Linked DNA regions of Homo sapiens: region 2 is linked to region 1. The links are chromatin loops, found by intact Hi-C in ENCODE. Cell type or tissue: HCT116. All regions are shown on one strand.

Evidence for each region. Peaks named below come from ENCODE experiments on the same cell type or tissue, not always from the same donor. Only the 100,000 strongest peaks of a DNase experiment are listed, where the experiment ranks them.
Region 2: a loop joins it to region 1, with 4 times the contacts of the local background. A loop is called at or near these places in 62 of 110 quality-filtered maps.

Annotation. Positions count from the first base shown.
Region 1 is chr4:99,051,913-99,059,912 of GRCh38, forward strand. METAP1 (methionyl aminopeptidase 1) reads left to right here. Exons shown (of 11, transcript NM_015143.3): 10 at 5,841-5,906. Among named protein-coding and RNA genes, the nearest start is that of ADH5, 33 kb to the right of the region's middle. RefSeq lists an enhancer at 2,843-2,912. In HCT116, a CTCF peak has its summit at 4,322 (motif pointing left); a DNase peak (open chromatin) is centred at 4,289; H3K4me3 peaks cover 318 bases; H3K27ac peaks cover 1,221 bases.
Region 2 is chr4:98,935,486-98,943,485 of GRCh38, forward strand. No RefSeq gene overlaps it. Among named protein-coding and RNA genes, the nearest start is that of EIF4E, 10 kb to the left of the region's middle. In HCT116, a CTCF peak has its summit at 4,526 (motif pointing right); a DNase peak (open chromatin) is centred at 4,536.

The DNA of each region.
Region 1 (8,000 bases):
AAATCCTTGTTAGGTGAGAGTTTATTTGCTTCTATGTTTGAATCAATGGGTGGGAAGTAATGATGATAATACTCTGCATTTAAACTGTACAGGCATACCTCAGAGGTAACTGTTTGGTTCTAGACCCTTGCAATATAGTGAATATCACAATAAAGCAAGTCATACAGATTTTTTGGTTTCCCAGTGCAGTGCATAAAAAGTTATGTTTATACAGTAGTCTATTGTGTGTGTAGTCTAACAATGCACAACCCTTGATTTAAAAATACTCTATTGCTAAAAAATGCTAACAGTCATCTGAGTCTTCAGTGAGTTGTAATCCTCTGGCTGGTGAAAGGTCTTCTCTTGATGTTGATGGCTACTAACTGATCAGGGTGGTGGTTGCTGAAGGCTGGGGTTTGTATTACATTCTCACATTGTTAGAAATTCCTGGTAGAATTCTTGTTAGAACCTGGGTAATTTATAAAGAAAAGAGGCTTAATTGGCTCACGGTTCTGCAGGCTATACAAGCATGGCAGCATCAGCTTCTGGAGAGGCCTCAGGGAACTTACAATCATGGCGGAAGGCAAAGAGGGAGTGAGTGTCTCACATGGTGGGAGCAGGAGCAAGAGAGAGAGTGCATGGGAGGAGAAACAACCAGATCTCATGACAACTCATTCACTGTGCAGTACCAAGGGAGGTGGTGCTAAACCATTCATGAGAACTCTGCGCCCAGGATCCAGTCACTTTCCACCAGGCCTCTCCTCCAACACTGGGAATTACATTTCAACATAAGATTTGGGTAGGAACACAGATCCAAACCATATCAGGGTTGTTGTGGCAGTTTCTTGAAATAAGACAACAAAGTGTGTCACATTGATTGACTCTTCCTTTCACGAAGGATTTTTCTGTAGCTTGTGATATTGTTTGATAGCATTTTATCCACAGAACTTCTTTGAAAATTGGAGTCAGTTCTCTCAAACCCTGCTCCTGTTTTATCAACTAAGTTTATGTAATATTCCAAATCTTTTGTTGTCATCTCAACATCTTCTCTATGGGTAGATTCCATTTCAAGAAACTACTTTCTTTGTTTATCTGTAAGAAGCAGCTACTCAACTGTTCAAGTTTCATCATGAGATTGCAGCAATCCACTCACATCCTCAGGCTCCATTACTAATTCTAGTTCTCTTGCTCTTTCCACCACATCTGCAGTTACTTGCTCCACTAAGTTTCAAACTCCTCATAGTCATCCAAAAGGGTTGAAATCACTTTCTGCCCAACTCATGTTAATATTGATATTTGGCTTCCTCTCATGCATCACACAATTTCCTCCCATGAATCACAATTTTTTGGTTTTGGTTTTGTTTTTGTTTGTTTTGAGACAGGGTCTCACTCTGGTTGCCCAGGCTGGAGTGCAGTGGCACGATCTCAGCTCACTGCAGCCTCCACCTCCTGGGCTCAGGTGATTCCCCCACCTCAGCCTCCTGAGTAACTGGGATTACAGGCACGTACCACCCTGCCTGGCTATTTTTTTTTGTATTTTTAGTAGAAATGGGATTTTACTGTGTTGCCCAGGCTGGTCTTGAACTTCTGGAGTCATACATTCCACCCGCCTCTGCCTCCCAGAGTGCTGGGATTACAGGCGTGTGCCACCACACCCAGCCTACAAAGTTTTTAATGGCATCGAGAATGGTGAATTCTTTCAAGAAGGTTTTTCAGTTTACTTTTGTCCAGATTCATCAGAGGAATCACTATCTACGGCAGCCTTAGAAAATGTATTTCTTAAATAATAAGACTTGAAAGTCAAAATTCCTTCTTGATCCATGAGCTACAGAATAGATGCCATGTTAGCAAGCATGAAACCAACATTCATCTCCTTGTACATCTCTGTTAGAGCTCTTGGGCGACCAGGTGCATTGTCAGTGAGCAGTAATATTTTGAAACGAATCTTTTTCTCTGAGCAGTAGGTTTCAGCATTAATATTATTAATTATATTAACTATATTATATGTTAATTATATATTAATATTATTAAAATATTCAGTAAACCATGCTATAAATTGAGGTGCTGTCATCCAGGCTTTGTTGTTCTGTTTCTAGAGCACAGGCAGAGTAGATTTCGCTTCATTCTTAAGGAATCTTTAGGAATGGTAGATGAGCATTGGCTTCAACTTAAAGTCACAAGCTGCAGGATCCCCTAACAAGAAAGTCAGCCTGTTCTTTGAAGCCAGTTGTTGACTTCTCCTCTCTAGTGAGAAAGTCCTAGGTGGCATTTTCTTCCATTAGAAGGCTGTTTTGGTCTGCATTGAAAATCTGTTTGTTAGTATAGCCACCTTCATCAATTATCTTAGCTATATCTTCTGGCAAATTTGCTGCAGTTTCTACATCAGCACTTGCCGCTTCACCGTGCACTTTTATGTAATGGAGACGGATTCTTTAAACCTCACGAACCAACCTCTGCTAGCTTTCAACTTTTCTTCTGCAGCTTTGTCACCTCTCTCAGCCTTCGTAGAATTGAAGAGAGTTAGTGCCTTGCTCTGGATTGGGCTTTGGCTTAAGGGAATGTTGTCGGTTGTGTGATCTATCCAGACCATTCAAACTTCCTCCATAACAGCAGTAAGACTGTTTTACTTTCTTGCATTTGTGGGTTCAGTGAAGTAGCGCTTTCAATTTCCTTCAAGAACTTTCCCTCTGCATTCACAATGTGGCTAACTCTTTGGAACAAGAGACCTAGCTTTTGGCCTATCTAGGCTATTGACATGCCTTTCTCATTAAGTTTAATCATTTCTAGCTTTTGATTCAAAGTGAGAGACATGTGACTCTTCCTTTCAGTTAAACACTTAGAGGCCATTCTAGGGCTATTAAGTGGCCTAATTTCAGTATTGTGTTTCAGGGAATAGGGAGGCCTGAGGAGAGGGAGAGAGAAGTGGGGCAGGCTGATGGAGCCTTCAGAACACACACAAACATTTGTTTGCCGTCTTTACATGGGCACAGTTTGTGGTGCTCCAAAACAATTAAAATTTTAACATCAAAGACCATTGATCACAGATCACTATAACTGGTGTGATAATAATGAACATGTTTGAAAGATTGTGAAAATTACCAAATTGTGACACAGAGACATGAAGTGAACATGCACTGTTGGAAAAATGACATTGTTAGACTTGCTCAGAGCAGGGTTGCCACAAATCTTCAATTTATTTTTAAAAAAAAAAGCATCTGGTCAGATGTGGTGGCTCATACCTGTAATTCCAGCACCTTGGGAGGCTGAAGCAGGCGGATCATTTGAGGTCAGGAGTTCTAGACCAGCCTGGCCAAAATGGTGAAACCACGCTTCTACTAAAAATACAAAAATTAGCCGGCCATGGTGCATGCAACTGTAGTCCCCAGCTACTCAGGAGCCTGAGGTGGGAGGATCACTTGAACCTGGAAGGTGGAGGTTGCAGTGAGCCGAGATCGTGCCACTGCACTCCAGCCTGGACAACAGAGCAAGAGTCCATCTCAAAAAAAAAAAAAAAAGAGAAAAGAAAGAAGGAAGCAGTATCTGTGAAGCATAATATAGTGAAATGCAATAAAACAAGGCATGCCTGCATATTACAGTCATTCTGTGAGAGACTATAGATCAGGTACAAATTTTTTAAAAAGTACCTAAGAGTGTCTGCGATAGTATAGTCACTCAGATAATGTGTATTTGTTGAGTGAGGTATGTTGGGAAACTGAAACTTTAATCAGTGTAAAAATTATTGAGAGATATGTTACATGTTGTTTTAGTCTTTGAAATCCAAAGGGCTTTTGCACTGATAGCCTCAGTTCTGATTGGTCACTTTTCAAGTACTTTCTAGCTATACATGGCCAATGCTGCTGTTCTGGACGGCAGAGTTCAAGAGTCTTTCATCCTTTTTACTTTCTGTGACACCACACTGACATTCTTGACGTTTTCTTTTTGGTTTCTCCAAGGAAATACAGACCAATTCTGTATATGTATTAAGCATGTCATTTTGAAAGTTTATGAATTTAGAAATTAAAAGTCAAATGTTTGTTTTTCTTTTCTTCCTTTTTTCAAATGACCTTAGGATTTTATAACAGTTTAGAAGCTCCAGATTTGAAATCTGCAGTAAGTGTATTTTGGCAATACCTAAGATAGTGGAAAGCAGCACGATAGCTATTCATCTGGAAAGTTATGCAGGAATATAAACGTGTAGGGGAGGTTAGACCATTCCTGGAAAGAGGAGAGTTTAGTTGAGTCAGCCTCAAAGGGCGGGCAAATTTGCCATTCATAACAAAGTTGCAGATCAGAACAACCTCGCAGAGGAACCCTGAAAAGCTGATGTATTAGCCATCTGGTGGTCAGGTTGGGCATTGCAGTCATTCACTTAGCTGATACCCTTATTAGGTTTTGTTTAACTTGGAATTTAAATTAGTTCTCCATTTTTGTCTAAAAAAGCCTATTCCTAGTTTTAACATTTTTGGCATTTTTGAGGGGTATGGCAGGTCTGGTCACTGTAATTTATTGTTGTATTGCTCATGATGATCCTGAAAAAAACTTACATTAGTGAACTTGGACAAAGAAGCTAAAAAGTACTTGGAGAGAGAAATGGAGTTTGCTTTTTTGCTTTGAATTAAAAAATAATGGTCTCCTTAGTTGTTTGTTTTTTGTTTTGTTTTTTGTTTTTTTTGTTTGCTTGTTTGTTTGTTTGTTTTTGAGACGGAGTCTTGCTCTGTCGCCCAGGCTGGAGTGCATGGCACAATCTCGGCTCACTGCAAGCTCAGCCTCCCGGGTTCATGCCATTCTCCTGCCTCAGCCTCCCGGTAGCTGGGACTACAGGCCCCCGCCACCACGCCCAGCTAATTTTTTGTATTTTTAGTAGAGACAGGGTTTCACCATGTTGGCCAGGATGGTCTCGATCTCCTGACCTCGTGATCCACCAACCTCGGCCTCTCAAAGTGCTGAGATTACAGGTGTGAGCCACTGCGCCCGGCCTTGTTTTTATTTTTGAGAGAGTCTTGCTCAATCGCCCAGGCTGGAGTGCAGTGGCGCAATTGATCTCAGCTCACTTCAACTTCTGTCTTCTGGGTTCCAGTGATTCCCTGCTTCAGCCTCTTGAGTAGCTAGGATTTCAGGTGCACGCCACCACACCTGGCTAATTTTTGTATTTTTAGTAGAGACAGGTTCCGCCATGTTGGCCAGGCTGGTCTCAAACTCCTGACCTGCCTCAGGTGATCCACCTGCCTCGGCTTCCCAAAGTGCTGGGATTATAGGCATGAGCCACCGCACCCAGCTTATTTTTTAAAAAGTAGGTTAATGTGCATAGATTTTGTTCTTCTTTGAAGATGAGAAAAACACAACAGCTTATGAAACATTATGAAAATCATGTAGTTTCTATGGGCTGTGCACCTGTGTGCAAACACATGCTTACCCCCCAAAGCGGTGGGAAATTTCTGGCATAATCTGAAACATCTGTCATTCTCCTTTGAGCTTCTCTACCCGGATGAGTAGTGGAACTCTTGGTTCTGTGATTGCAATTCTAATCATGAGGTAATAGAAATCAAGGCACTTTTCTTTTATTCTTTATTTGCCACTTTTCTTTTTATAGAAGTGATACTCATCTCTGAAATACAGCCTACAAATACCTCTGTTTTCCTAGAGAACACATAAGCGTAATTGAAATGTGCCTAGGACAATACGTGCACCATATTAGATGGCTGCCAGTATAATACCTGTTTGTTGAACTTTAAGAAAGGGAATCAGGGTAATTAATTTAACAATCACTGATGGGAATTTGAGTTATGTACTCTTTCTAGTTAGCTGTTCAACAGTACACTGTTGGTTTTGCTACCTTTTGAGATTTTTTTCTTTGATTTCAGAAAATAAAGCAGTTGGAGTGATGAAGTCGGGCCATGTATTTACAATTGAGCCAATGATTTGTGAAGGTGAGAAAAAAGGATGCCATGATATTTTTCAATTGAATTTATATGTATTTTAGGTAATTCATCATGTCAGTGGTCTTTTCTACCTGCTTGCTTTTTGCTTCCTACTCACTCCCTGTCCCACCTCAAACTTGATTCAGTATCGTGAAGAACTGAAAATTGTGAGGGTTGGCAAGAACGGCATGGGTTCTGCGTGGTAGTCTTCTGTCAGGAGATGCTGAAATGCTTGAATTCTGGTCCCTTTTCATAAAGATCATGTCAAAGGGTGCATTGTAATAATGAGGTGCCCAGGTCAAGTCTGTGCGGACGTTCTTGCTTGATGTAGGAGAGGGAAGAGGAGGGAACAGAGCAGAGCATTGACGAGCCACCCAGTTCGAGGCAGACATGATTATATGATTTAATTCTTCACAATTTATAAGGTAGGTGTTACCCCATTATAGAAACTAGGAAACTGGTCCTTGAAGAGGGTGGGTAGCTTGCCTGTAACTTAGCTTGTTACTTGGCAGAATTTGTCAGACTCAGCTCATGAGCTGTTCTGACCCTTCATGGTCTGTACTCATGTCATCACGTGGCATCATATAGCTATTGTGGGGAAAGCACACCAAGGACACTTGGAAAGCACACTTGGCTCTGGCAGCCTCCCCACTGTTGTCATCTCTTCCAGACAGGCTTGTAGCAGTGATAGGAGACTGGGAGTCACAATTAGGGCTCCTCACCGAGATTTTCAGAGTGATTCTGGTAATGGAGCTTTCTGGTTAGGGGATGCAAAGTGAGGCAGTAGCAGTAGAGCTTGTGTGTCCTGAGCCCTGTTTTAAAGGATACTCCCTCTCTTGATCCTTCCAGTCTTTTTATAACCCAGTCTTGGGAGTGACTTCTATATTGTCTTTCTTAGAAGTGATTCACTGAATCCAGCCCGCACTCAAGGGGAGCAGGAGCTCACACAAGGGCCTGCATGCCAGGAGGCTGGGGATCACTGAAGTCACTTTAGAGGCTGCCTTCTAAAGCTGGTTCCTTATTGCGTTTTCTGTAAAATGAAAATTAGAATCTCTATCTTGCCAACACCCAGGGCTGCTAGACTGAGATGATTTATGTTATGTTATATACTTTAAAAGACTGCACAAATGTGCAGTAAAGTTTTTGTCATCCTCTTATAATAAGGATAAAGTTCTGATCACGTGCAACCAGTTGTAAAGATGGTAAGTATTTAGCAGTGAAAAGAAAGATAGTGGGAGGAAATTGTCATTTTGGCTACGTATTTCCATTAACTAGCACCTGGTTGGTGAGCCATGATGTAGTGTTTTCAGTAAGCAAATAACTTTCTATACAGCCAGCACAGGTAATTAATCATCAAATTATAGCAGATATACTTGAAGTGTAACTCAGCTAGGTTAAATCCCTGGACTAGAAAGTCTCAAATCTGCAGGAGAATTTCCTCAGAATAGCCAAATAAGTTTGACTTGACATTACTAAAAATCCTGTTTTATCAGATCACAATAAAATTACAGTAGTAATGTTTTAAATTTGTGTAAAGGCCATTTGTGTAAAGGCCATTACATTGAAAAACATCGATGTACTCATCTTTAGTTGCTTGATGAGGCATGAGTTAACTTTTTTAGGCCGCCTCGTATTTTCTTTTTAGCCTGGGATTTAATATTGCAAAAGTAGTTTACTTCACTACAGAGTTTATGTTCTGGGATTTGTCTGTCTGAGGCAGTGAGTCCTAGAGGTAATATGTTTCACCTAAAGATTACTCAAAATGAAGAAAGTATTGATTTTTTTTTAACATCTAATTTTGAAAGAAGAAAGCTCGCAAATACATCTTTTACAGTAGTATCTAGAATTGCCTTTCTCATTCCACCTCTGCTTCACATTCTCTTGGGCCTTTGCTTTCTGCTTTCCCTCATTATGACCCCTTCACCCCCTTTCCCTCCTTTCTCTGAGTTTTCTTTCATGGCCTCCCAGATTCACTGTCCCTTTGCTTCCCTTCTCTGGTTTCAACTCCTGTCCAGACCATTCTGCTTCATATTTTTCTTATGCTCTCACACCAGTCTTTCTTTTGCCCCTCTTTCTGATTCCAGGGGTATAGTTCACAAAAAT
Region 2 (8,000 bases), 120 kb before region 1:
AAATTAGGGCCAGGTGAAGTGACTCATGCCTGTAATCCCAGCACTTGTGGGAGGCCAAGGCAGGAGGATTGCCTGAGCCCACCAACCTGGGCAACACCGTAAGCCCCAGCCTCTAAAAAAAAATAAACATAAAAATAAATGATGGATGATAAGGAGGCCATAGGCAGTTGTACCAATAAAACATCAAAATCTCCTGCCAAGTTCCTGGACCTGAGCCAATTTTTAGACCCAAAATCCATTGACTGAAGAAGTTAGGTGCGAGGGAGAAAGGAACCGTGGCAAGCAATGGGGTTAATGATTCCCCAGTTCTTCCCCCAAAATGATCTATGGCTGTTTACTTGTGCAACTGTATGCTTTGTAAAGGGGAACACCCAAGCAGTTCTAATACTGCCGGACTCAGGTTTGACTTGACATTGATACCCAGAGCCTGAAGTACTATCCTAGCCTTCCTGTTTAAGTGAGGATATACGGGGTTCAGGTAATACATGAAAAGCAAATAAAAATGGAAGGTCCAAAATTCCTTAAATGTCTTTTAAGCAACATTAATAGGAGACTATTATATACAGTTGACCCTTGAACAACACGTGTTTGAACTTTGTGGGTACATTTACACATGGACTTTTTAAATATAAATATACTGCAAATATTTTTGGAGATTTAGGACAATTTGAAAAATCTCACAAACTGCATAGCCTAGAAATATTGAAAAAATTAAGAAAAAGGTATGTCACGAATGCATAAAATATATGTGTTAATAGATAGAGTATGTTATTGGTAAGGCTTCTGGTCAACAGTAGGTTATGAATAGTTAAGTTTTGGGGGAGTCAAAAGTTATATGTGAATTTTCAGCTGGGCATCTCATACCTATAATCCCAGCACTGTGGGAGACCAAGGCGGGTGGATCACTTGAGGCCAGGAGTTCAAGACCAGCCTGGCCAGCATGGCGAAACCCTGTCTTTACTAAAAATACATTAGCTGGGCATGGTGTCGTGGACCCGTAATCCCGGCTACTTGGGAGCCTGAGGCACGAGAATCGCTTGAACCCGGGAGGCGGAGGTTGCAGTGAGCTGAGATCATGCCAGTGCACTCCAGCCTGAGCAACAGAGCAAGACACTGTCTCAAAAAAAAAGTGTTTTAACATTTAAAAAAATTAAATAAAAAAGTTATATGTGAATTTTCAACTGCGTGGGGGGCTGAACACCCCTAATTCACACATTGTTTAAGGGTCAACTACTGGGAAACCAACAGATGTGTCTTCTGTAATGAAAACCACACAGAATCTGTAGAATGTAGTGGTCAACGATTTTGTAGATTTGAAATGAAGAGGGAATAGCTGTTTTACTCTCTGGGAGAAGACTATCTGTAAGAGACTTCCAGGCTAATGAAATTGGTAAGGTACTGGCCAGGCATGGTGGCTCACGCCTGTAATCCCAACACTTTGGGAGGCCGAGGCGGGCAGATCACGAGGTCAAGAGATCGAGACTGTAAGATACAATGAATTTCTTTGAACTTCTCTTCAAAGGTTTAGCCTGCTAACTTCCTTGTCCTTTGTTCTCAAACTCAGTTTTCCTGTTCCTCCTTGCCCCTAGTTACTGTAAAACAGCCTACCCCCTTCCTGTCAGCTCTAATCAATAACTCACATCTTTTCCCTTGGTTACCTGCAGCCATTGTTCCCCCGAAACTGCACGTCTCAAACAGTCTCACATGCTTTACCACTGTACCTCACGTCCCCCTGCCCTTCCATATTTAGAAAAATATTTGCAAGTAGCCAATCGGGTCAGCTCAGATTGTGCGGTCCGACCCCAGCCCATCGGGGAGGGACAAAGAGGTAGGGATTGCATTAAGGATATAAAAAAACCCTGATGTCCTTTATTCTCTGTGCTCTTGCGATCTCGATTGACACAAGTGGCACCCTTCTTCCGAAGTAAATTGCCCTGCTGAGACAACTTTTGCCTGAGTGCTGGTTTCACTTTGTGGCACCGAGCATTTATTTCCAGAACATTTTTTTATCCAACAAGACCATTCTGGCCAACATGGTGAAACCCTGTTTCTACTAAAAATACAAAAATTAGCTGGGCTTGGTGGTGTGCACCTATAGTCCGAGCTACTTGGGAGGCTGAGGCAGGAGAATCGCTTGAACCCAGGAGGCGGAGGTTGCAGTAGGCTGAGATAGCGTCACTGCACTCCAGCCTGGCAACAGAGCGAGACTCGCCTCAAAAGAGAAGGAAGGAAGGAAGGAAGGAAGGAAGGAAAAGAAATTGGTGAAATTGGTACTGACATGAAATTACAAAGTGCATTTTAGTCTAAATAAATAAGAAAGAAAAATAAGGTATCAGAGGAATCTGAGACAAGAGAAAGTTGGCTGGAGATAGTTAAAATATTTCTAAGGCCCAGTCTCTTGAGATAGACCTGTAGCCAATAATTTACATAATAATAACAAAAATGACAAGGGAGTGAGTAAACAAGTAGTTCACAGAGCTAAAAGCAAGGCATGATGCAAGGTGTGAATGGAATTAGTAAGTAAAATGTGTTGCCTGGGTATGTAGAATTTGATATTTGTTTTAACAAATTTAAAAACTGTCAGCTGCTACTTTAAGTGGAGACAGAATTTCCCTTTAGCACATTTTTATTCTGAGAAGAATCACAGTAGTGGCTGCTTTTAGTTATGTAAATGTATGGGCAAAAGCATAATTGCAAACTAGGGCTGCTGGTAGACTGCTCCACTTCTCTAATTCTCTCTTCAGCAGCCAAGTAGCTTGGTATTAGGATAGTCCTCTTGGACTAGTAAGTTTCTAGGCTTTTTAATTAATTCAGAGGGAAATGCGACAACAGAAACTACTTCCCCAATAATGAGTGGAAAGTACCAAAATTAAATAAATATAACTGAGGTGTAATTTTAGGGAAGAACAATTGGATTGTGATTTCAACCAAGGAATGTAAAACTATGTGGTTGCAATATATTCTGCCTGAACTAAAAAAGTGCTTTAGCAGAGGAAAGGAAATTGGTAGTAGTCTCCCTGTCATGTTGAAAAGGAAAGTCCAGAAAGATTTGGCTGTGTGTTGCCTGCACTACTCGGGGCCCTAGAATACAAATATGGTAGCTGACTCATGGGGTAAGTATCTCCCTATGTCAGACTAGGAAAGTTAGTGACACTTATCATTATTGAATAGGTTATAAAACTCAAGAACAGGACAGGTGTGGTGGTTCATGCCTGTAATCTCAGCACTCTGGCAGGCCAAGGGAGGAAGATGACTTGAGCCCAGGGGTTTGATACTAGCCTGGGCAACATAATTTTAAAAAATAAATTAATTTTTAACAATAAAATAAATAAAATACATAACCTCAAGGACAACCTTATAAAATTAATCCTGATAATTGCTCCTAGATGAATGCTGATGAAGGTAAGTGAATTCTAAAAACAGTACTAATCTCCCTTCTACCTCACCAAATATGTTTCTTTTCCTGAATTCTTTATCCTGGTTAATTATAAAATCATCTTCCAGTCACTCCTTTCCTAAAATCTTGTCATCATCTCTCCAATGATGGTCACTCTTTCATCCTCCACATCCAGTAAATCAGCAAGGTTTAGCAATTATTATTATTATTATTTTTCAAGACGGAGTCTCCCTCTGTTGCCCAGGCTGGAGTGCAGTGGCTCAATCTTGGCTCACTGCAACCTCCGCCTCTTGGGTTAAAGTGGTTATTGTGCCTCAGCCTCCCTAATAGCTAGGACTACAGGCGCGCCCCACCATGCCGGCTAATTTTTGTATTTTTATTAGAGACAGGGTTTCACCATGTTGCCCAGGATGGTCTTGAACTCCTGACCTCGAATGATCCACCTGCTTCAGCCTCCCAAAGTGCTGGGATTACAGATGTGAGCCACCATGCCTGGCCATATTTTTATGTTCTCAAGTATTCCCTCTCCTCTTCATTCTCACTGTCTTAGTGTAGTGGACATCTATATATCTATAGTTCAGCTTTCTTTTTGTAATACTTGCAATTCTGATCTTTTGGGGACCTATTCCTTCTCACTCTAACCATGTGGTTCTACTGGGACTTGCCTCATGGTTCCCCTTACACCATTATTGGAGGCACATGACCTGGGTGGAAAATTAGAAGGAGTCATAACTGAAAGGGTGAATGCAGACACTTCACTTTATACAAGTCAAGGTTATCGTAGTGGTCATGGTGGATGACTTCTCAACAAGAGTCTCTCACAATGATTAGTCTAAGTCAGAAGTCACCATACTGTGGACATTTAGGGTCAGATAATTCTTAGTTGTGGAAGTTGTTTTATGTATTGTGAGATGTTTAGCAGTATCCCTGGCTTCTATCCTTTAGATGCCAGTGCACCCTTTCTCTAAGGTGTGACAACTAAAAATACTCCAGATATTGCCAAGTGACTCCTAGACAGTGAAATCATCTCAGGTTGAGAACTACTGGCCTAAACTATTTGTGGCAATCCTATTGCTTATTTCATTGGTCTCCAAAAACAGGCCAATGTAAGGTGTAAAAGTTTTGTCCACTAGAGGGCTTCTGGGAAGGTTTCCACAATCCTGAGAAAGTCGACTGGAATTAAGAGCATTTTCTTGAGAGAAGTTGTTTTTATGTGAATACTTAAACTGGCTGCAGTCAACATGGAGGGGGAAATGGAGAAATAAGGAATGTAAAGTAGGAGATAGAATAAATTTTACTCCTTAACTGTTGAGCCGATGACTTCTCTGCATGAGCCTAAAACAATCTTATCTCTGTACTACCACTTATTTTTGAGTATATATGTATGTACTAAAAAAAAAAAAAAAACAGCTCAAATGGGAGTGTACTGTACATGCTTTGTGTTACTTCTTTTTACATATTTGTAGGTGATGCTTTCATATAAGTATATAGAAAGCTGCCTAATTCTTTTCATTGACTGCAAATTATTTCATTTCATAGATAAGGAATAATTCATCTAACCAGTATCTTGGAGTCTTTTATGTGTGTTTTTTTTTAAAAAAAAAACAAAAACAAAAACATTTTTTCTAATGCAAAGAATGGTTCCATAACTTTCCATTATACACAAGTCATTGGAATAGACTTGAGAAGAGGAATTATTAAGACGGACGCCATGGCTCATGCCTGTAATCCTGACACTTTAGGAGCCCGAGGAAGTGGATCACTTGAGCTCAGGAGTTTGAGACCAGCCTGGCCTACGTGGTGAAACCCCGTCTCTACTAAAAACACAAGAAAATTAGCTGGGCGTGATGGCACACACCTGTAATCCCAGCTACTCAGGAGGCTGAGGCAGGAGAATCACTTGAACCCAGGAGGAGGAGATTGCAGTGAGCCAAGATCATGCCACTGCACTCCAGCCTGGGTGACAGAGTGAGACTCTGTCTCAAAAAAAAAAAAAAAGACAAATTATTAGGTGTGCATGTGTGATTTTCATAGATATTATAAAATATCCTGGGAAGAGATTGAATTAACATTCTCATTATCAACATATGGTAGCCTCATACTCTGATTAATAAATTATCAAACTTTGAGACGTAGTCTCGCTCTGCCACCCAGGCTGCAGTGCAGTGGCGCGATTTCGGCTCACTGCAACCTTCACCTCCCGGGTTCAAGCGATTCTCCTGTCTCAGCCTCCCAAGTAGCTGGGATTATAGGCATGGGCCGCCATGCCCGGCTAATTTTTGTATTTTTAGTAGAGATGGGGTTTCACTATGTTGGCCAGGCTGGTTTCCAACTGACCTCAGGCGATCTGCCTGCCTCAGCCTCCCAAAGTGCTGAGATTACAGGCTTGAGCCGCTGCACCCAGCCAGTTATCAAACTTTTTGTGCTTTGGTAATTTCATGAAATACTATATGCAATGTAATTTCAGTTTATATAATAAAACTTGTCAGAATGAAAATGGAATCATTTGTGTAAAACCCTGGCAAATGGAAGGCCTTGAAAGGAGGGTTGTCACGCATGTATGCCTAATAACAAGAACTATCACAAAAGATAGCAAAAAACATGACCTTACACAGAGGCTACTTCAACCTCATACAAAAAATACTTCTGTGAAAAATAAAAATACTTCTGTGAGCACATGTGCTGAGCAACTGCCTGTCCAACCTTGGACTGACACCATCCTCGTTATTGGTCTCTGTAGGCAAAGATAATTGTTTCAAAATAGTTATGTAATCCCCCTCATTTTTCACTGAAAAACCCTTTTACCTCCCAGAACATGCTCCCTGTATTCCCATTGCAAGGCTCAATCCCCAAAACTATCATTTTCTTTTATAGAGTCTCTCTCTGCCTGTTATTTAGGTTGACATAATCTGGTGTCAAGAAGTGGGACCAAAGTGAGCTCACCTTGATGGATCGGTGACTCCTGGAATCACATGAAGTTCCCACATTGAGCCCCTTTGAGCTCTCCAATCCTACAGCTCACCTTTTCTGTCATGGTGAATCTCCTCTCAGGTTCTTGAACTCCCTCATTTTGGTGAGTTCTTTTGACTTTCTTTGGGATTTGTTTTGGATAATGGCTGCCTTAATAAAGGACCTTGTATCTCTCTTGAGACTAGAAAATACATTTTTTCTGACAAATCCTTTCTGGTACAAAGATATTTTATCTTTCTGGAGAGTATACACTTCTGATTTCTATAAAATTTACCTCATGTATTTTCTGGTGAGTTCTTTTTTTTTTCTTTTTGCATGCCTTCGCAGCCATTATACAATTCAGTGAGTCCTAGCTGAAATGTAAAAACACCTGAGAAACTAACCACTAAATTTGAGGCTTTAAAAAAAAAAGGTAAGAGAGTTTTTTTCTTTTTACCAACTGCTATAGGGATGTAACTCAGATCCAACCAGTGAATTTATGTTACTATATTTTACAGTCTCATGAATACATATAAAAGTGAAAGCTATAAGATCTTTGTTAACATATGTGTTTATGTATGTTATATGTTGTGTATACATGGCAAAATCTGGCATAATTGACCAGAAATCCCTTAAGGAAGCCTATTTAGATTGGCTTAGAGAGAAATGGGTACTCATGTAAAATTATATCTAAAACTGTTGAAATATATAGTAATTAACCCAAATGCCTTTTTGTTTATGTGACTTAAGTGAATCTTTGATAAATAAGCTGGTTTTAAATTTATCAGTAAAATAGAAATGTTTTTAGAATTGTCAGCATACATTCTTGCCTGCACTTATTGTTCAGACAATTTTTATATTTGTTCTAGCTGTTTTAAAGTGTCAGGATTCGACACACAGGTCATAAAACTATAATTCCAGCCTTAAAAGCAAAATGATCTTTGATGGTTAATACTGAGTGCCAATTTGATTGGATTGAAGGATACAAAGTATTGATCCTGGGTGTGTCTGTGAGGGTGTTGCCAAAAGAGGTTAACATTTGAGTCAGTGGGCTTAGGGAAGGCAGATCCACCCTTAATCTGCTGGGCACCATCTAATCAGCTGCAGCTAATATAAAGCAGGCAGAAAAACATGAAAAGGAGAGACTGGCCTAGCTTCCCAGCCTACGTCTTTCTCTCATGCTGGATGCTTCTTGTCCTTGAACATTGGACTCCAGGTTCTTCAGTTTTGAGACCTGGACTGGGTTTCCTTGCTCCTCAAGTTTGCAGACAGCCTATTGTTGGACCTTGTGATCATGTAAGTTAATACTTAATAAACTCCCCTATATATCTATAAACATATATATATATGTATGTATGTTACGTATGTATGTATGTATGTATGTATCCTATTACTCTGTCCCTCTAGGGAACCCTGACTGATACAGTTTATGTCACTTTTTTTTTTTTTGAGATGGAGTTTTGCTCTTGTCCAGGCTGGAGTGCAATGGCACGATCTCTGCTCACTGCAACCTTTGTCTCCCAGGTTCAAGTGATTCTCCTGCCTCAGCTTCCTGAGTAACTGGGATTACAGGCAAGCGCCACCATGCCTGGCTAATTTTGTATTTTTAGTAGAGACAGGGTTTCACCATGTTGATCGGACTGGTCTCGAACTC